2 separate regions of the Homo sapiens genome follow, and region 1 is linked to region 2. A link is a loop called in an ENCODE intact Hi-C map of the cell type or tissue named here. Cell type or tissue: thyroid gland. All regions are shown on one strand. Links, peaks and the distances in the headings refer to the core of each region. The heading gives the core; the rest is flanking DNA. Region 1 has its middle 13 kb from the start of SGPP2. Region 2 holds the start of RNF228 (ring finger protein 228).

Evidence for each region. Peaks named below come from ENCODE experiments on the same cell type or tissue, not always from the same donor. Only the 100,000 strongest peaks of a DNase experiment are listed, where the experiment ranks them.
Region 1: it touches region 2 in a loop (2.2-fold over the local background); 3 of 110 quality-filtered maps call a loop at or near these places.

The regions. Positions count from the first base shown.
Region 1 is chr2:222,405,989-222,416,360 of GRCh38, forward strand. No RefSeq gene overlaps it. Among named protein-coding and RNA genes, the nearest start is that of SGPP2, 13 kb to the right of the region's middle. In thyroid gland, for the core only: no CTCF peak of the experiment used is centred there; a DNase peak (open chromatin) is centred at 4,773; H3K27ac peaks cover 2,399 bases.
Region 2 is chr2:222,312,160-222,322,531 of GRCh38, forward strand. It overlaps RNF228 (ring finger protein 228), which reads right to left and starts at 7,996. Exons shown (of 1, transcript NM_001395871.1): 1 at 1,989-7,996. The coding sequence starts at 7,906. The coding sequence ends at 6,869. It overlaps CT75 (cancer/testis associated transcript 75), which reads left to right and starts at 6,312. Exons shown (of 4, transcript NR_136642.1): 1 at 6,312-7,211. RefSeq lists enhancers at 6,005-6,600, 6,377-6,426 and silencers at 6,897-7,226, 7,867-8,176. In thyroid gland, for the core only: CTCF peaks have their summits at 5,956 and 7,084 (motif pointing right); DNase peaks (open chromatin) are centred at 6,062, 7,102, 7,702, 8,430 and 4 weaker places; H3K4me3 peaks cover 2,603 bases; H3K27ac peaks cover 1,095 bases; H3K27me3 peaks cover 327 bases.

The DNA of each region.
Region 1 (10,372 bases), core at 430-8,429, 93 kb after region 2:
AACAAAGCTGTTAATTTCACCTAATAGAATGGTTACAACTATGAATTAGCCTAATGATGCAGGGGAAATCATCTCTACAATGGCGCAGATAGGAAAATGTTTGGAGATCTGCAGAAATTCCTATTACAGTTAAAGTAAGGAAGAAAGAAGCATCTCATTAACTTCCTAAAATGACCCTTCAAGAAAGGTATCCTAATTGTCTAGATAGTTAACCTGGGGCACAGAGAAGGAAACAGAAATGCCCAAGGACTAGGAGACCTGGGTTTGAATCCAAGTGTGCCTGACTCAAACCTGCTCCACCAGCTCATGTTGCCTCTCAGCATTATTAGTAATAGAAAGGGCATTATTAGCAATAAAAAGAAGCCTGTTATTAGCAATGAGAAAGCACTATGCACGAAAATTATAAACTAGTATTCTGTTAATTATTCTTCTGAGTAGATAAGTATTTGTTATTTAAGTAAGACTACATACCTTATTAAAGTTTCCAGTAAACATATTGACTCCCCTTGAGAGAAGCTGCTGCAAATGTCAAGATGGGTAAAATTTAAACACACATAAGGAAATTCAGATACAGGATTGTTTGCTAACAGACACTAATTATACTAAAAAAGGCAAGAAGATTTGGAGACCAAACATATGACTAAATTAGATGATACAGATGCCGCTGCAGTCTCTTCCACTGCATTCTAGATTCTAGGCGGAGGACTGTTGATTTCTTTTTGGATTGAATGTTGAGACTCTTCTGATATGGTTTGGCTTGTGTCCCCACCCAAATCTTGAATTGTAGCTCCCAAAATTCTCACGTGTTGTGAGAGGGACCCGGTGGGAGATAATCGAGTCATGGAGGTGGTTCCCCCGTACTGTTCTCGTGATAGTGAATAAGTCTCAGGAGATCTGATGGTTTTATAAGGTGAAATCCCTTTCACTTGGTTCTCATTCTCTTTCGTCTGCCACCAGGAAAGATGTGGCTTTCATCTTCCACCATGATTATGAAGCCTCCCCAGCCATGTGGAACTGTAAGTCCATTAAACCTCTTTTTCTTTATAAATTAACCTAGTTTCCGGTATGTCTTTATCAGCCGTGTGAAAATGGACTAATACATCCTCCAAATGAACAACATTGTTAACTGGACTTTCTTGTTTTAAATGGAGTGGTTGAAAATGCAAATACTTCCGGGGGCAAGCTGGCAATAAAATAAGTGATGGGGCAAGATATAAAATAATACGAAGTGGTGAGAACTGTGCAAAAGCCCACAGTAACGCCTTGCCCAAAGAGAGCAGCAGATGATCAGCTTGAGAGATTCTTCACAGTGAATGTTGGCCCAGGGATGTCAGATCTTCCAGCTTTTTAAGGTGAAGATAGAGATCTATATTTTACATAAAATCATCTGATATTTTATTTTCCACTTCTTTATTTTTTCAAATTGACAACAATTCTATATATTTATGGCATACAGCAGGATGTTTCGAAACGTGTTTATGATGTGGAATGACTAAATCAAGCTAATGAACATATGTATTACCTCACATACTAATTTCTGTGTGGCAAGAACACTTAAAATCTGCTTTTTTTTTTTTTTTTTTTGAGACAGAGTCTTGCTCTGTCGCCCAGGCTAGGGTGCAGTGGCGTGATCTCAGCTCACTGCAACCTCCGCCTCCCGGGTTCAAGCATAAAATCTGCTTTCGTATTAACTCCAGTCACCATGATGTACAATAGATCTCTTGACCATATTCCTTCTGTCTAGCTGAAATTTCGTATCTTTTGACCAACACCTCTCCCAACACCCTCAGGCTCTAGTAACCACCATTTTACTCTCTGCCTATATGAGTTCAACTTTTTCAGATTCCACATATAAAAGAGATCATTAAGTATTTGTCTTTCTGTGTCTGGCTTATTTCACTTAATGTCCTCTAGATTCATTTATGCTGTCACAAATGACAGGATTTTCTTCTTAAGGCTGACATACTTCATTTTGTGTTACATACCACATTTTTTACCCATTCATACATAATAAAGACTTGGGTTGATTCCATATCTTGGTGGTTGTGAATAATGCTGCAATGAACATGGAGGTGCAGATATCTCTTTGATACATCAATTTCATTTCCTTTGGATATATTGGTATATACCCATTCCTGGGATTGCTGGATCATATACGGTTGTTCTAGTTTAGTTTTTTTGAGGAACCTCCATACTATTTTCCATAATGGCTGTACTAATTTACCTTCCCTCCTATGAAATCATCTGATTTTTAAAGACTGGCAATTAATTCCATTTTTTAAGATGACAGTGTGGGCCAGCCTCTTTAGATGTTGGTTCCTGTGTATTAATAGTTCTCACATTTGTCTACAGACTCTGCTGAATTAATGCTGATGTCTCATCCAAAGCCATGGTATAGTCTGCAGGTCATTTTGGTTCTGAGAATCTATATTGGCAGGCATGATGGTCGGGGCCTTTGTACAAAGTAGGCACTGCAGGCCTATGTGCACAGGCCACTTACAAGATTGATCATCTGCCCACTGCAGACAGACGTTTTAGTTGGATAGACCTTGATTAACCTGCCCATGGATGTTGGAGAACCCTGAGATCCAGAGGGGTTATAGCACATGTCCAGCATCTCACACTGCTCCCCTCCCTACCCTGGGCCCTTCTCACCACCACAAGATGACTTAGTAGATTACTTGGTTGGAAACAAAAAAAAAATGAAAATAATTCTGTTGTTTATCAGGCGAGTTTGGCAGAGATATTGTTAACTTTGAAAGAAAGATATGCTTGAGATACCTGGTGGCTCACAGCCACCTTTAAATGATTGTAATCTCTCAGTATAATTACAATCTCTTTTGTGTAAGCATCTTAGAAACCTGCTTCTCTCACTAACCAAGCCTGACCAGTTAGGACAGTTTTAAAAGAACAATAAATCCTTTAAATCACTAAAGCAATACATGTATGTGAAAAATTCAAGCAAATGCCACGTAGAGTCAAAATTAAAAGTCTCCCTTGGCTCCTGTTCCATACCTCTTCCCACAGGTAGCTGGTGTCAGCCAATGAGTGTTTTTCCCTTTTCCTATTCTTTTGCATGTGTGCACACACACATATACACATACACACAAAAATGTGTATTTTAATATTTTAGACATAAATAGACGTAAATAGCAACATGCTGTATATGTGCTGCATTATTCTGGGACTTGCTTTGTTTATTAGACAATGTGTTTTGAGTGTAACTATCTGTGAAGTTTTCCAATCAACTTTTAGGTTTTAGGAAGTTGAATATGTGCATAAAGTACAACCAAAAGTTGTACTTTATAGATTTATAGATTTGGAAGCTTATCCAGAGCTACATGAGGCTTTAAAATTTTTTGATAACTAAGTGCCACAGCTGTACCCATATCCATATAATAAACATGGTCTTGGAAAGTACTGTTTACTGAATTTGCAAATTGAATGATGTTATAAAAATGTCCAGAAAGCTGACTATTGGGAAGGATCCTACAGTGATTTCTTTTTTTAAAAAAAATTTTATGTATTTATTTTGAGATTTAAAAAATATCAGATTCACATTTATTCATGCTAAAGATTTAATGAATGGGCCATACTTTCTATTTTTGGCAATCTCAATAATATGCCTTTTGGAACTGAAGGCAAAATATGCCTTTTTGCAGAAATGCCATATTATTTGAGTTTTTCTTTTTTTAACTTTTAGTTTCAGGGGTGCAGGTGCAGTTTTGTTATATAGGTAAATTGCATGTCATGGGGATTTGGCGTACGGATAATTTCATCACCCAGGTAATAAGCGTAGTACTCAATAGATATTTTTTTTTTCTGATTCTCTCCCTCCTCTTATCCTCCACCAAGTAGGCCCCAGTGCCTGTCATTCCCCTCCTTGCATCCACATTTTCTTCATTTACTCCCACTTGTCCTTTTTTTTTTTTTTTTTTTGAGAGACAGGGTCTATTTGCCCAGGCTGGACTCAAACTCCTAGGCTTCAAGCAATCCTCCTGCCTTAGCCTTCCAAGTAGCTGGGCCCACAGGTATGAACCCCCCACACCTAGCTCAATCTTTTCACTGTTGATTGTTTTGCTATGCAGCAACTTTTTAGTTTGATGTAGTCTCACTGGTTTATTTCTGTTTTTGTTGCCTATTTAACTGTTTTTGTTTAAAGTGAGGTTTTAAGCTGAAATTTCTCTCAGCCTGAGAGTTTTAAAAAGGAGAATTTCGGTTTGATGATTTATTGAACATGTCCAAATAGAAAAAAAGACATTTTTCATGAAAGAGAAGAAAGGGATTCACCCTCAACAGCAGAAGATGAGTGCCATGGTTTATATTTCAAAATTCTGGTGACCTGGATAGTCCATGGAGCTGAGGCTTTGACCAATTCGTTAACAAATGATAATGCCTCTAATCTGATAAAGCTATTAATCCTCAAGTATTTACGTAACACAGATGCAAAGATATGAATTAGTGTTTTTTTAAAAAAACTGTCAGTTACCAAATTCATATACAGGAGTTTGCAAATTTTGAAAGGGCTGTGTGTCAAAAGTTTGCTTGGCTTTCAAAACGCATTGCCCAAATAAAGTGGCTAGATTTCCAGCAAAGTCCAGGAGGCAATCTGATGTATACACGAGGTGAAATAGTATCAGTAGATCACTGAGTTCCAGAATCTCTTAGGAGCCCCAGATCCTGCAGCCCTCTACAACATTCCAAGGCCCTGACATGGGTAGGAATTGGTAGTTTCCATGGCAGTAGCAAGCAGACTCTGCAGAGAGGTGGGTGGGGCTTTGGTGATCTAGTGACTGTGAAGCGAAGGTAGGAAGCAGCTCAGGTTTCAGTCCTAGAGCCTCTCTTTCCATTTCTGCCAGTTTCTGGCTGTCTAGCCCTCTTCAAACAACAAATAACAGAAATAAGGAATTTGTTGACAAGTGAGTTGTCTGGAGAGCTACGGGTGACAGTGGAGGGTTTTTCTCCCTTTCCATGGCAACTCTCATCATCTTGGAAAAGCTTGATTCAATCCTGTACACATCTTCAGCTCATGAGTGAGAACTATCAGTAGAGTCACTACAAGAAGCCAGATCTGGTCTGGTCTGCGTACCTGCTTAAAAACTCCCAGTCTCCATGGGCTGGATTTTGCCTGGGTTCTGAGGCCTCATGTTAGAGTTATCATCCTGCTTTTATAGTACCTACATTTCAGGTGAAAGAAACTCATGATACAGATGATGAATTAAACATTCAGCCTCTGAATACAATATGATTTAGTGAACAACATGCACATCTAGAAAGCACATTGGGTTTCGGGTCTAAAGATCAGTATCTGCAGCCAGAAGTTGCAAGTGTGAATATTGGTTCTCCCTTTAGTTGAAAAGGCCTTTAGAATTCATGTAACCTCTTTGAGTCTCAGGCTCAATTGGGGGTGGGGAGTATCAGTCCCACCTACCTCATGAGGTTGGTGTGAAGATTTGTACACATAAGAGGGTAAATGTATGAAAATGCTTTGGAAACTAAAGCTCTATGTGAAACTTGCTCTCATTCAGGTCTCCAAGGGTCTAATATTACCTACCCAGACAGGTCTAATAGGTGAATTTTGGGTTCCCTGAGCTACCCAAAAGCAGGAAAAACCTTACAGTGGCTGGAACCAGGCACCAGAGAGCTATCTTTCAGGGGTTGTTTGCTCACCTTGGACTTATCCATATGGCTGCTTTATTTTTCTCTCATTTCCACATGACAGAGTTATCTGCTCCACAGTGCGGTCTCCAGTTTTTAAATTTTCTTCTCTTTAGTGCAGCAGATACTGATTGGGATCTCTGAATCCAAATTCCCAAAGAGGGAGCATGTGATGAGCCCAGATTTGGCCAGGTGTCCAGCCCAGGGCCAATTAGTTCTGGCCAGGGCCTGGGTCATCTGGCTCAAACATGGTGGCCAATCTCCTCTCCCCATTCCTTCCTCCTCCCATGGGTAGATTATGGGTAGAAGAGGAAAGAAGTTCTCTCATAAAAGCATTGTGAGATGGTAGATGGTGGGCCTCACAAAATGTATCTAATACATTTTGTAGCTTGGGGAGAAATCACTCCACATCTCCAAGCCTCAGTTTTCTTTTCCATAAAATGGAGATTAAAACCACTTTTGCACCAGGAATGTTGTAGAATTTAAATGTAATAATTTGAAAATGAGTCATGAACTCCAAGAGCTCTAAAAAATGTGATGTCTTACTCTTAGCCAGAGCAACTAAGTATTTATTTAGCGCTTATTACTCATGAAGAATACTTTTCAATACAAAAGTGAAAAGTAGAGATAAATCCAAGGAATAGAGTGTAGTTTAGTAATGAAGATCACTGGTTTTGGAGTCAAACAGATTTGGGTTCAATTGTCCTTGTAACCACTTACCAGTTGGGTGGCTTTGGCCAAGTTTTCTATCTCTGAGCCTCAGTTTCCTCACCTGTAAAGTGAGAGTATTAGTCTTAATTACAGCCTCTATAGCCTCTATAGTTTGCTGAGAATGATGGTTTCCAGCTTCATCCATGTCCCTACAAAGGACGTGAACTCATCCTTTTTTATGGCTGCATAGTATTCCATGGTGTATATGTGCCACATTTTCTTAATCCAGTCTATCACTGTTGGACATTTGGCTTGGTTCCAAGTCTTTGCTATTGTGAATAGTGCCACAATAAACATACATGTGCATGTGTCTTTATAGCAGCACGATTTATAATCCTTTGGGTATATACCCAGTAATGGGATTGCTGGGTCAAATGGTATTTCTACTTCTAGATCCCTGAGGAGTCGCCACACTGACTTCCAGAATGGTTGAACTAGTTTACAGTCCCACCAACAGTGTAAAAGTGTTCCTATTTCTCCACATCCTCTCCAGCACCTGTTGTTTCCTGACTTTTTAATGATCACCATTCTAACTGGCGTGAGATGGTATCTCATTGCGGTTTTGATTTGCATTTCTCTGATGGCCAGTGATGATGAGCAGTTTTTCAAGTGTCTGTTGGCTGCATAAATGTCTTCTTTTGAGAAGTGTCTGTTCATATCCTTTGCCCACTTTCTGATGGGATTTTTTGTTTTTTTCTTGTAAATTTGTTGGAGTTCTTTGTAGATTGTGGATATTAGCCCTTTGTCAGATGAGTAGATTGCAAAAATTTTCTCCCATTCTGTAGGTTGCCTGTTCACTGTGATGGTAGTTTCTTTTGCTGTGCAGAAGCTCTTTAGTTTAATTAGATCCCATTTGTCAATTTTGGCTTTTGTTGCCATTGCTTTTGGTGTTTTAGACATGAAGTTCTCAAAGCTTATTTAGAGGTCACATATAAAACAAGGTAAAAGGAACGAGGAAATAAGAAAGATGTAAAGAAAGTTATAAAAGTAAAGACTTTTTTTTTTTTTTGGTAGGAAAGCTTAAAGAGAAATAATTTCATACAAGAAAGACTCTTGTATGGTAAATTAATACCAAAGTAAAATGACTGGTTGTTGAAGACAGAGAGATGCTCAAGACAAACCAGAAAGTCTAAGCATGTCATGAACAGTCTATGTATGTCACAAGAGGATTTATTTTTAAAAAACTTTTATATAATCAAGTTGTCATATTATTATTAAGTTTTGGTTTGCTTAGGAAAAAAATCTGAGAATAAATTTTTTTATTAAGGTTATTATATCTGCATATCTCTCTGTATGCCCTTTCAAAGGGCTTGTGACATTGAGTTACAGGGCTTTGACTCCTGGGCCTGAAAAGTACACCAAGCCCTGCTAAATTTTAAACACTTACAGCAATTAAAGCCCCATCTTCAGGCCCTGTAGAAAATGCCATCAAAATAAACTGCATTCTTGAGACACAGGGCCAGAAATTAAAGCTATTCAACTCCTCAAGGCCCAGGGACTATCATGGAAGAGGTGAGCATGTGAGATTGTAAGGGCCAATTTTGAGAGATAAAATAAGTTCAGTTTCTCTATAAATTAATCATCAATGTCAAAAGCATACTAATGTAAGACCAGCATCTGGGCCCCTGTGTCAGAGTAACAGTTTTCTTGAAGCATTAATTGACTGCTTAATAAAGGTTATAAAAGTTATAAAAGGCTTATGGAAGTTATATCTTATGGTTAAGATTAAAATTTTATAGATTGTTTATATAATTTTGAAAAACAAATTTAATTGGCTTCATGCTGTTTTTATTAGGGCTTATTGTTTGGGAAATTAAGTCTCCTCTCTCAAAGAGTGAAGGTTTTCACCTTTTTTCAGAATTCTTGAGTTATCACTTCGGTTAAATGAAATGTACAATGACCTGTGATGCTATTTTGTGATATCAAGTGTTTTACACCTTTGATATTTGACAAACTTTCCAAATCAAATTATAAATTATGTCTTTTTCTGACCTAATTAATTCTTTAGGATATGATGTTCCCTATAGTTCAAAAATGACATATTTGGCTTATTTGGTATGAAATTATACAGGAAACATTGTCAAATATAAAATGGTGCTTAGTTTTCTTTGGGCTGTGCTTGTGTAAATATGTCATTGGTATGTATTCCAAAATTATGGAAAACTCCTATAATTCTGATATGACTTACTGTACATTATCAGTAATAATTACAATTGTTATGTTAAATTATTGTGTGCCACAGAGGTAACAAATTCCTTTGTCAATTGTTTCTTTGACTATGGCTGCCCTAAAACTTTTTGTCATCCATGGACAATTGTTCTTTGGTTTTTGTCCTCTTTAGAAGGTGGTTTTATAATCAGCTATGAAACTCTAATGGGTACTCTTGAATGCAGGTTTCTAATAACTTTGGAGATTGTGATATCAGAATAGAGAAAAAACTTTCAGGGCTCATGGAGATCTGAAATGTTCATGAATATCAAGGAGAAGTAATATTTTTAACTTTTTGCTTAAAAAGTTGCTGATCCTTTGTTTCGTTTTTCAGGGTCAAGAAAAGTTTTAAACTATTTACATTAAAGCTTTTAACAATTGAGTAAAGTGTACTCCTATGAACAAAATTTGGATCATATTTGCTTTCTTTCTACCTGATTTCTCCAGAATTCGGAAACTATTTGTGAGTTTCCAAATAGTTTGGAAAGAATAGTTTCCAAAGAATAGTTTGGAAACTACTCTTAACTTATGGCAATAAAGTTATGTGTATAAGTGCAGTAAGAATCTGTTTTCATTTATAATAGGACACAATTAGAGCAACTGGTTACCTTACCAACACTTCTACTGGAATGGTGTGTTTTCCTTTGAGGAGTCAAACTTGACTTATAGAGCCAGTAAAAGTGCCTTTGGAAAACTGGCCTCGTGCTTGTCTACACAGTCCCTGTACAGGGTTCCTGACCTGTGGTAAGTAAAGAATGTCACTTTCTGACAGGCTTAGGAGCCCCAAGTTTTATCTTGGAACCTCAAGAGGAGAGGATCACCCAACTCATAAGTATTTGATGGTACAAATCCATGGCTGGGCTCAGCTTTAAAAATATCTGATTGCCTAAAGTCTTATCTGAGATTCCTTCCATGGAACAAAGTCCTATCAAAGCCAATTTAAAAGCTTATGTAAAAAGTAATTATTCTTGCTGCACTGTATACAAATAATTAGGCCAAGTATAATAAAGCAAACCAGGCATACCATGATTTGCCTTTAGTAGCAATGAGAAACTGGAGAGAGAAAAATTAAGTTTCAAAAACTATAGTGGATCTGTTATTAGATTCCAGTCTTTCCTAATGTTTTTCAATTTTTATTATTTTCTACAGTTTGGACTGAATTTTAATTTTACTAGGCTACAAGTCTTCAAAATAATGTTTTTAATTTTTTTCCTTCTTTTTTTTTCCTGTTTTTCCTAATTTGGAGTCACTGAAAACTAAGCTGTGTTTTCATAAAGCCCTGTAATCCAAAGCTAGACAACTTCAACTTCAGAAGAAAGTAACAGCCTATTTGCATACATAAGCCACTTTCATACCTGCCTACTGATGTATGGACTTCAGAGTAATGTGGCCTATATTGATTTTCCAGGATTGTTCTTTTGTTTGTTGTTTTCTCCTTTTCTCCCCCTACTTTCTCTTCATAGGACATGAGACTTCACAACCTTCTTAAAATGAGCTTTCCTAATAACTCAGGACCTACCCCTCTAGGAACAAACCATCCTTGCCCTGAGAGACCAGACAAAACCTGAGACCAGAGACTCATTTTCTTCTAAAATGCTTTCTCCAAAAGATTTTTAAAAAGAAAATTGGGGAAATGTGACAGGAAAATACCTTGGGGCCCCAAAATCACTTGGCTAAAGGGAGGAATCAAGCTGGGAGCTGCTTAGGGCAAACCTGCCTCCCATCCTATTCAAAGTCACCCCTCTGCTGACTGAGATAAATGCATATCTGATTGCCTCCTTTGGAGAGTCTAATC
Region 2 (10,372 bases), core at 1,255-9,254:
GTGGCCTCTGGTTCCCTCCACGCGTGATAAGTGGGATCATGACAGCGTCCTTGTGCCTTCGATTTGTCCCCAAGCCCTCCTCTGCCTTTCCGATCTCAAACTAACCCGTAATGGAGCTGGCAAGTGGGACGAACGGGACAGCCTAAAGCGTCGTTGGCCCGGCCAAGAGGGGCTCAACGCCTGTCACCCCGGGCGGCCTTGGGTCCTTTGCAGTCGGAGAGGCTGCAGGGGAGGAGGAAGACCCAGCCAGCTCCAGGGTGCAGGATTCTGCCCTTCCACCCGAGAGCCTCCCCCGGTGTCCCAGTGGCAGTGGCTGCCCCGGGCTGCGGTCGCAGAGTAAGCAGGGGCTCCAGTCCTCGGTCCGCGCGCCCTGCCCCTTGGGCTCAGCTGCGAGCCACCGCCGGCGTGCGCACCCACAAGGAGAGAAATGGAGGTAATCCCCCGCTTCCCACCGACTGCCGGAAGCTCGGCCTCTGTGCAAACCGAAGTATACCTGCACCCAAGAGCGTGGAAATAATTTACACGCTGAATGGCTACTATTAAAAAGGATCTTTTTAACAGATCTCCTGGCGAGTATTTTAAAACAGGACTCTGCGCTAGATCAGCTCGCCCGTCGGCAGCTGTCAGCGACCAGCCGACAAGCTGAGATTCCCCTTTCAGCTGTCACTGGCGATGACACCCACATCTATCACTGGCGATGTTTTGTTAATTTAACCTCGAGACTTCCCTGATTATCCGCATAATCCGTCCTCAAATCCCCTCGTTGTCACTGCATTTTGATGACACGGGGGACTTGGAAAGCACCTATTTTGTGGGGGATGGGGAAGCCCACAGAAAAGCCCCCTGATGGGGGAAGGAGCAACCGCCACCCCGCCCATGTGAGAAAAGAGCCCAGCAGCCAAATGCCGGTGCAAGTATTTACTTAACCTTCCTGAGAACGCAAAGGTAACCGGAGTGTGCGTGCGTGTGTGTGTGTGTGTGTGTGTGTGTGTGTGTGTGTCAGAGAGAGAGAGAGAGAGAGAGAGAAGCAACGTTTAAATAACCCTCCTTTGGTGATCCAAGACCACTTCCAAAACTCAAAATCTAAGCATTGCCTCAGCATCTCCCAATCGGTTTCTAAGATAGGGCACCTGGTGGCGTTTAGTTCATTAAAGTGAGATTAGGAAGACAGTCGCCTTTCAGTAAATACGTTAAATATAATGGCTTTCAAATTTGGCTGCACAATAATCTCACATGGGGTGCCTTTAAAAAATACCGATGCATCTCCTTCTCCGCTGCCCCGACCAATTAAATATATGTCTCTGGGGGCAGGAAGGGTGCTTCTGTAATTTCTTTTTAAGGCTCTCCAGGTAATTCTAACGTGCTAATAGGGTTGAGAACCTCCATAAAGCTCACGTCGGTGGATAAATTTGCTATGTGTGAATTTAATAGGAAATGAGCTTCTAGGGACAAATCATTTGCCTTGCGGAACTTGGCCCTCCAATTTTTTTCCGAGCAAAGACTGTCAATTCTCACTGGAAGGTAATTCTTCCCCAAACTTTGCATCAGATAGAACCTGCTCTCTACCTCTCAAATTTGACTACAAAATATTTTTAAAGTCACACAGTAGTGACACAAATGTGTTATTTATATATGATGGAGAATACTTGTTTATGTGCTATGAGATAGCTGAGTGGACCACATATTACCACAGTTCTTGAAATCATAGTTGTTGAAATAAAATTGTTCTATTCTTGCAGTGATTAAACATGCTCTCTTCTGTTTATTTTGTGGTATGTTTTGTAAGATTAAAAGCTAAGGGAACTTTTTGCATATTTTCTCCACTCTCTTCCTACTTCAATATCCCCCACTCAACCCCATGGAGATGTGGTATTTCTAAACCAAAGATAATCCAATTTTACATGCAAAGGCAGCTTAAAAAAAAAAAAAAGGAAGTGTGCACATTCTTCCTCAGCTCCTAGGAATATTCTTGGAAATTAGGCATTGAATATTCTTACTTCTCCAAGTATATTTTATAATCAGAAATTATTGTGAATTCATCACAGAAACAAACTTGTTTTTCTTTGGCATATTTCAGTCCGCTTAAGAGTACAGAAGGCTTAGAATCAAAACTGATTGGATGAAACAATGCCAATATATATTACAAAGCTTATCTTATATGGAAAATCAAAAGAGATCTCTAGCAGAGGATAAATTCAATTTCTTACACTTTCTTCATTCACATAACTTCAAACTAAGATCTGGCTGCAGTCATTTCTAACATTCATTTCAGAAATAGATACTACTGTAAATATTAGCTGCTCCTCAAACAAACTTGCACTATAACAAATACAATAAAAAACATATGATTTCAAAGGAAGACGTGTAATGCATATTTAGCAAGCATGCAGTTCATTGTCCATAAAGTGAATTTCATCATCTTTGTATAATAGCAGAAATGTGAAATACAAATATAGCTAACAGGAATTAAATGATTAAAGAGGGTACGAGTTGAATCACAGAATAACTGGGGGATTACTTAGTTATTAAGATCATAATAACTGGGAAATTGCTTAGTTATTAAGATCATAAAATTAGCAATTCTATGAATAACGATTTATTAAAACGGCAAAGATTGAATACTTAAGAAAACAGGGAGTAACAAATAGTAAGAAATTTAATAGATCTTTTTCTCATGTTGGAAATTCCACTGCAATGTGCTTTTTTCCCAGTTACGCAGGTGCTGCTAGCCTTGGAGGCGACAATGTAGACATGTTCACAAAGATACCTTAAAATGTCACACAATGCAGAACTGATTAAAAATGGAGGCCAAATGTCCTTTAGTCTCTCTAGCGGTTCCTATCGCTGAATATAAAACAGTAAGAGTTCCACTGTTATAGTGCTAATTTTTCTCAAAACTCAAAGTGCTTGCCATAAGTATTTTTTTTTTTTTGCCTTTCAAAAATTCTTATGAAGTAGGGAAGGAAACTATTTACCTAAGCCTCCCAGGATCTCAGGAGTTATGGTCAGTGTGAGTCTGGAAAGCCAAGTCACTTAAGATTAATTCCAGAGTGTCCCTTCAGCAGACTCAACAGAACATTTATCAGCCACTCACTATGTGCCCAGAACTGGTTAAGGCTTTGCAGATCAAATGGATGACCAGATAGACAAAGTTCCTGTTTATGTCTTTACATTCTGCAGGAGAGTGATGAAAAATGCAACTGATAACTAAGACTACTGCAAACAGTATAACACATATTATACAAAGTAAATCTCATTAAGAAAGTAAAACTGGGATAGATACCCACTGGGAATAGAGTGGCCAGGGCAGACCTCTCTGGGGAGGTAATATTAGACACTTGGAGACCTAAATAAAAGCAAGGTCCATATAGGGCTTTAGTTTCCAAAGAATTTTCATGAATTTACCCTCTTATGTGTACAAATCTTCACACCAACTCCATGAGGTAGGGGGCGCTGATACTCCCCACCCCTAATTTTATAGATGGGGAGCCTGAGACTCAAAGGAGGTTAAATGATTTTTAACGGTCTTTCCGACTAAAGAGAGAACCAATGTTCAGGCTTACACCTCCTGCCTGCAGATACTGACCCCAAATCCAATGTGCTTTCTAGATGTGCCTGTTGTTCACTAAATCATATTGTATTCAGAGACTGAATGTTTAATTCGCCACCTGCATCATGAGTTTCTTTCACCTGAAATGTAGATCCTATGAAAGCATGATGATGAGTCTAACCTGTAGCCCTAGAACCTAGGCAGAATGTGGCCCATGGGGACCAGGAGTTTCCAAGCAGGTACAGAGACCAGACCAGGCCTGGCTTTTTGTAGTGACTCTACTGGTAGTAGAGGTGTCCAGGATTGAATCAAGCTTTTCCAAGATGAAGAGTTGCCATGGGAAGGGAAAAAAAAATACCACTTTCACCAGGAATCCTCCAGACAACTTACTTGCTATTTCAACAATTACTTCTTAAACTCCTGCTTTGTCTAAGGTGCTGGTGTATAGGTGTTTCCACGTAAATATAAATGATTAAACCCAATCTGCTGAATGGAGAGAGGGGAGAGAGACCTGAATGCCAGATAACCACTAGAAACCAGACAGATATTTTCCATGACCACATCCTGCCACTCAGTTCCTGATGGCAAAATCAGAAATTAGCAATAAAGCATGGTAAGCCACAGAAAATCTCTCTCCATGTTTAGATACTGATCTGCTAAGTGTGTCTCTTTGACTTCAAAGTATTCTAACTCAAATTTCAATTACATGAAATTTACACGTGCAATCTATAATAGAAGCAAAATGTGGCTTCTGTTGCCATCGAGGTGATTCAAGAATGTATTTCTCAGTTATGAGGAATCTTTTAGGTTACATTATTGGCATACTTCTCTGGAGCACAAATAAACTCTAAAAAGAAACCTGGTGCCCAAAGTAACCTTAGACAGACTTCTAGGTTGCCAGTTTAGCACACATAAAAAACTCATGTGTGTGTACACATGTACAATGGTTACAGCCACAAAGCCAAGTTGTTACCAGTATGCATATATTTTATACATAATATATCTTTAAACATAAACCTAATACATACATATATACATGTGTAGCTGCACTTGTGCAACTCAACAGTTTTTAGTGCAAACAGAATCTTAGTAATGGAGGTAAATAAAGAATGAATAAGAGGTAAAAATGGATATAGAAGTAAAACACAAGACATGGGGGTATAAATAAATTAAAACTAAGTTCTGAAAAGTGACTTTTAGTAATAGAAACCTAAAAACATTTCATAGAAGGCAAGAACAAAGTCTGACAACAGAGTTTAGTTTTAGTGGACATTGTGGTAGTAAATATGTAAGTTACTTCTCTCTTCAGAATACAACAGATCTCACTGGGCCTTCCAGGGTCATTATTCCTAGAAATAATCCCACTAAATGCCCATCTTAGCAACGCACATTTCCATGTGTGAGTTATTTCTCTCTCAGCCCCATTTAAAAATGTGAAATTTGGATTTAGAAGGGGACATGTATTTAAGGAAGAGAAGTGCCACACAAATAATGGAGCAATTTTACCATGAAATTAATGTCATGAAAATAGATATTTCTATAAATACCTCTTGTTTTTATTATTAAGACAATGCAGACATAAAACACTTCATACTGTAGTTTCTACATTGCAGCCAAACCACTTATCAATGGCCAATAAATTACTTCACTCCTATGATAGATACAAATGCTCGATTCAAGTTCAATTAATAGAATAGTGTCAGGATATCATGCAGACAGCTTGCATAAATACTCGAGGAATAATAGCATACCTTCAGTAGATTCTGTGATTTTTAAGCATGAAAACTTTGTCTTATTCCAAATTTCAAAAGATGGAATAAAGAATGTTTTCATATAAAATACATTTGGAACAGTTTTCCTTCTTAAAAAAAAAGGCATCTAACCCACTTGCAACATATACTGGCAATTCATCTTTGTAGTTACAAAATCAGATAGATATATATTCTTTTTCATCTCATGTGACTGTATGTGAACATTTCAGTAATTCCAACAATATCAAACAGCTAAATTCAAAATCATATAATACTTTCTAATAAGTGTATACGATATATATCTTTTGTAGCCAAAGGCAGAAAGACCTTCAGTTAGTTGATTTCATGTTTGGGCACTAGTTTATATTTTATCAGATAATTAAAAGTCATTAGTTATTTCACAGTATAAAATATTGAATCAATTACCAACAGGCTTTTATTTTCTGCTCCTAATTTCGAAATGTATTTGGACTCGAGGTATGGGAATAATGTCACTGCTTATCAAACAATTTTCTGGAAATCTTAATGCACAAAAATTTCCAGATTTATATATTCAAAAATAAATTATATGTTAAATGAAATTAAGAAAAAAAGGCGAGGGGAAGGAGAAAATCTAGTTTATATTCTGTGTGAATAGCTTTCAATATCTTCCAGGTGGGGGCAACCGTAAGCCACTTTTGAGAGAAGGGAGAACAGGCTCTTTAAGCTCCCTGAGTCTAGTTACAGAAGACTTCCTGGCAGTAACACCGTGAATAAAACAACCACAAGCTTCCAGGAGATGAGACTTCTAGGCTCTGCTCCAGACAACACCCGGCCATGGGCAACAGGGCCCACCGCCCTGGGCGCGCCGCAGCCTCGGCCACTCCGAGTCGGCTCCGATCGCGCACGCGCGCCGTGCACCTGCCCCATCGCGCCCAGCTGCTGCCTGAGCTCCGGGCACGCCCGCGCTGTGCCGGCGGGGAGTGTCCGTCACTCTCAGCGCTCAGGATCTCTCCCTTTCCAGGACCGCTAGGAAGCAGGAAATCCTTTTCCTCTCACGTTTACATCCCATTCATTCTTCCTCCGGGCAATTCAAGTCCATTCACAGCCGCCACAGATGCACGTGTGCACGCGCGCAGCTGCACCTTTAAAGAAACTCTCAAGTCCTGGCGGCCAGAAAACCAGCTTTCAGGCGGGGCGGTGGGGCTCCCCCTCCCCTTGCTTCGTCTCTGCAGATCTTTGTGCTCTAGGGAGGGATGGCCGCACATTCTGACGAGGACGAGGGTGGTGCATAACGCGGAGGTCAATTTTGCACAGTCCAGGCAAAAGAGACCCCCCCCCCCCACCAACATCCCTTCCTGTTCAGTTTCCCTCTCTGGCCCAGCGCGAAGGGCGAGGGGCGACAGAAGCCCGAGGGACAGAAAACCGAGGCTCCTCAGTGGCCGAGTTGGGAGAGAGTGTGAGTCCAGGAGAGCCCGGGGGCAGCAGGGAGAGGGTGCAGAAGCTCGAGCGCACCGAGCCAGAGGCCCCCTCTTCTCCCGCCACGCGGGGCTGGAGGTGCAGGCGCCGGTTCCGCGGCGTGGCCCGGCTATGTGTCGCTCCTCCGCGCGCCGCCCGCCGCAGCCCGTGCCCTCGGGCCGCCGCCGCCGCCGCTGCCCCCCGTCGAGCCCGCGGCCGCACCCTCGGGCCGATACTTGAGCCAGCAGATGACCCAGGTGACAACGACCGAGAAGAGTGCCAGGATGCTGGCCACCGACAGGCAGATGGGCCCCACGGGCGAGGGCGAGGGCGACCCGGTGGCCGGTGCCTCGCCAGGGGGCGCCCCGCCTCCGGGGGTTCCCCCGCCGCCGTAGTGGTTGACGAAGATGAGGCCGGTGAAGAGCAGCACCACCATGGAGAGGAAGGAGAAGACCACGCACACGCAGCCAGCGGTGAGCGCCGCGCGCTTGCAGTTCTGGCAGCTGTCGTAGGCGCCCGGGGCGCGCAGGCCGGGGCGGGCTCGAGGCCCGGGGGCCGCGTCCTCGGCAGGCGGCGGCGGCGGCGGCTGCGGTGGGGCGGGGGAGGGCGGCGGTGGCGGGGCCGGGGTGGGCGGCGGGGCAGCAGCGGGCGCGGGCAGGCGCGCGGGCAGCGGCGGGAGGCGGTCCTGGGGCAGCGGGTCGTGCGCTGCGCGCAAAGCCAGCGGGAAGGCCTCGGCTAGCTTGGTGTTGTTGGGCAGGCCGTGCACGCGGCTGTCGGGCAGCGGCGTGCGGTGGCGGCACACCGGGCACGCGATGGCGCCGGGCGGGCAGAGCCAGGGCGGCGGGCGCGGCGGGCGCTCAGGCGCGGCGGCAGCGGCGGCGGCGGCGGCGGCGCGGAGCTGCAGCTGGCTCAGGCACTCCTGGCAGAAGGTGTGCAAGCACGCCAGCAGCTTGGGCGCGCGCCGGTCCGCGTCGAAGTAGTTGTAGCAGATTTTGCACTCGTAGTCCTCAAGCGGAGGGAGGCCGGAGACCGTCTCCGCTGCGTCCCGGGCTCCTGCGTCTCCGCAGTCCGGGGCTCCCTTCGCGGCGACCCCAGCTCCCTCCCGGCTCCCGGGGCTGCTGCTTGGGCTCTGCTGGCTGCCGCCGCTGTCGCTCGCCGGCGCTGCCATGGCATGATCCGCCCCTCATCGGGGGCAAGGTGAGGTGCCTTCCTCCCCCTGCACCGCCGCCTGGGCTCCGGGCGGGGAGGAGGCGCTTCTGCCTCCCCCCTCTGACTGCTGTCGCCTGGCGGGGGAGGCACCGCTGGCTGGGCCAGGCGGGGGCGCAGCAGCGACCGCCTCCCCCTCCCGCCTCCCCGTCCCCCGCCCCCGGCGCGTGCACCACGGTCCCTCCCCGTCCCTGGGCTCCTCTGCAGTCCCCCTCGGCCTTCTCAACGCAGCTTTCCCAGCAGCTTAGGATATCGGTTTTTGTTGGACTTGAAATTGGGAGTTGAGGGCGGCCTGGAGGCGCTCGGGAAGGAGATTTGGGGTGCGGCTGCTTATAAAGATGTTGCCTTTTACCCCAGCAGTCCCCCGCCCCCTACGCGGGGTGGTGGCAGGAAACCGGTTCCTGAGTTTTCCTTCTTTCTCTTCCTCGACACGACCTCCCCACCAGTGTGTTTCTGTTTATCCTCCTCGCCCGGGGGCTGGGTCCCTGGCGAAGCCTCGTTTTCACCCACCCACCCCCAAGCCAGAGCTCACCAGTGATGTAATGCGGGACCCGCGCGGGGAGGGGAAACGGCAGCCTCAACCGCCTGGCAGCGGCGGTTTCTTCTCTTCGTGAAAATCGTGATCTCATCTCTCCGTCCATGGGCGAAAAAACAGCCATCACCAGGCCATTCACGCTTTGTGCTTTTGTTAGCAGAGCCCAGGCAGCCCTGCAGCCCACATCTAGGGTACAAACGGAACGGCGGCGTTTTCCTTGTATCATTTAGAGGAAATTTTTGAGCTGAACAGTATTTTTTTTCTCCCTCTCTCTCTCTCTGAAATATTGCTGAGATTTAAAGGAGGACGAAGACAACAGATTCATAGCTGGGTCTTGCTGTTTTCCTGACGCTGACCACAGCGGATCTAGGTGGCTATTTCGTTGGTGCACAGGCGTTCACAGAGGCAGAGAGGGGAGAAAGTTGTCAAACAGATTCACAGACTGTCAAAGTGCGGCTTAAACCGAGTTCCTGGGCTCCCTCACTGGCTTCGTCCACTTAAACTTTTAACGTACACATGTAGAGAGCTGAAACTCCAGGGGTAACATGGGACAGGTCCTCTTGATTTAATGAAAACAGAAGATCAACTGGACCGGGTAGCAAGAAATAAGGCTTAAGAAGCACTGGGTAGGTGACAGGAGTGGTGGGCTTGAGGACCAACTGAGGGGTGGTGTTCAGATACTCCTAACCAGAAAGTCTGTCCCCCGATTTCTCCAGGTTGGGCCTCACCCTATGAGCAGGGAACCCACCTTCCCCCTCAACAAAAGAAAAGATGACTTTGGAATGTTCTGGATTCCCACAGCTGGGAATGTTCCTACTTTTTTTTCAGTTTCTCTGCAGAAGACAGCAAGATGCCCCAGGGAATGTTTGTGAAAAAGGATGACTGGATGGGAAGCAAGCTGAAGAAAAAGAAGGAAAGAAAGAGAGAAATCAGTAAATCACCACACAAGAGGTGGAGAAGAGGACTTATAAATATTGTTTCTATGACATTTGAAAATAAATGTTTTACTCCATGCTAATAGTGAATGTGATGTCTTCAGTTTGAAGGGCTTTAAGTGAAGCTCATTAAAACCCACTATTTTCCATTTCCTAGTTTTTAATTTTGTAATTATTACTTGGGGTAATAACATTCTTTCAATTTTTTAAGCATTTCACTTAGTGATGGGGTGGTGATCAGAGAGGGTGGGTTGAGGGGACATCCTGAGAAGGCCTTAGTCTGGCCTTGGAATATTACAAAGTGACACTAACCTAACTATAGGAAGTGGCTTTCTGTCCTCTTTCCCTCATTTAGTTGTATGATTGGGAAAAGCCTGAAAATGCTCATTTATGCAGTGTTAAACTGGGTTCTTGTGCTTTAAGCCTTGAGTAGCTGTGTGCTGAGATGAGACGTAATGCTGATGTAGGACATATTTAAAACAGAGTATCTGGGAGAAGAGAAGCACATGAACAGGAGGGCTAGTGTGGCCTCCATACCAAGTGACTAAAAATAGTTCTGAAGGTCTGTATGTTTGAATATGGTGTGCATATGGGCAAAACACTTAAGATTTTGAAGCTTCACTTTATTATGCATTCTCACCATTGAATGACAGACTTGAGGAACAGAGTGTAGGATGACACTGGGCTTTCTCAAGCTCAGCATAATTGACATTTGGAGCTGGATAAGTCTTTGATGTGGGGCTGTTCTGGGCATTGTTCAATGTTTAGCAGCATCTCTGGCCTCTACACACTTGATCTCAGTAACACCTCTCCCCAGTTGTGACAACCAAAAATGTCTCTGGTTGAGGACCATGGAGCTACCACAAAGTCACAGATTTGGTTAAAGTGAAACCAAAAGCAGTAATATCTTACAGCTCCTAACTAGTGTAAGATAGCATTCTCAAAGAATTTAATGACT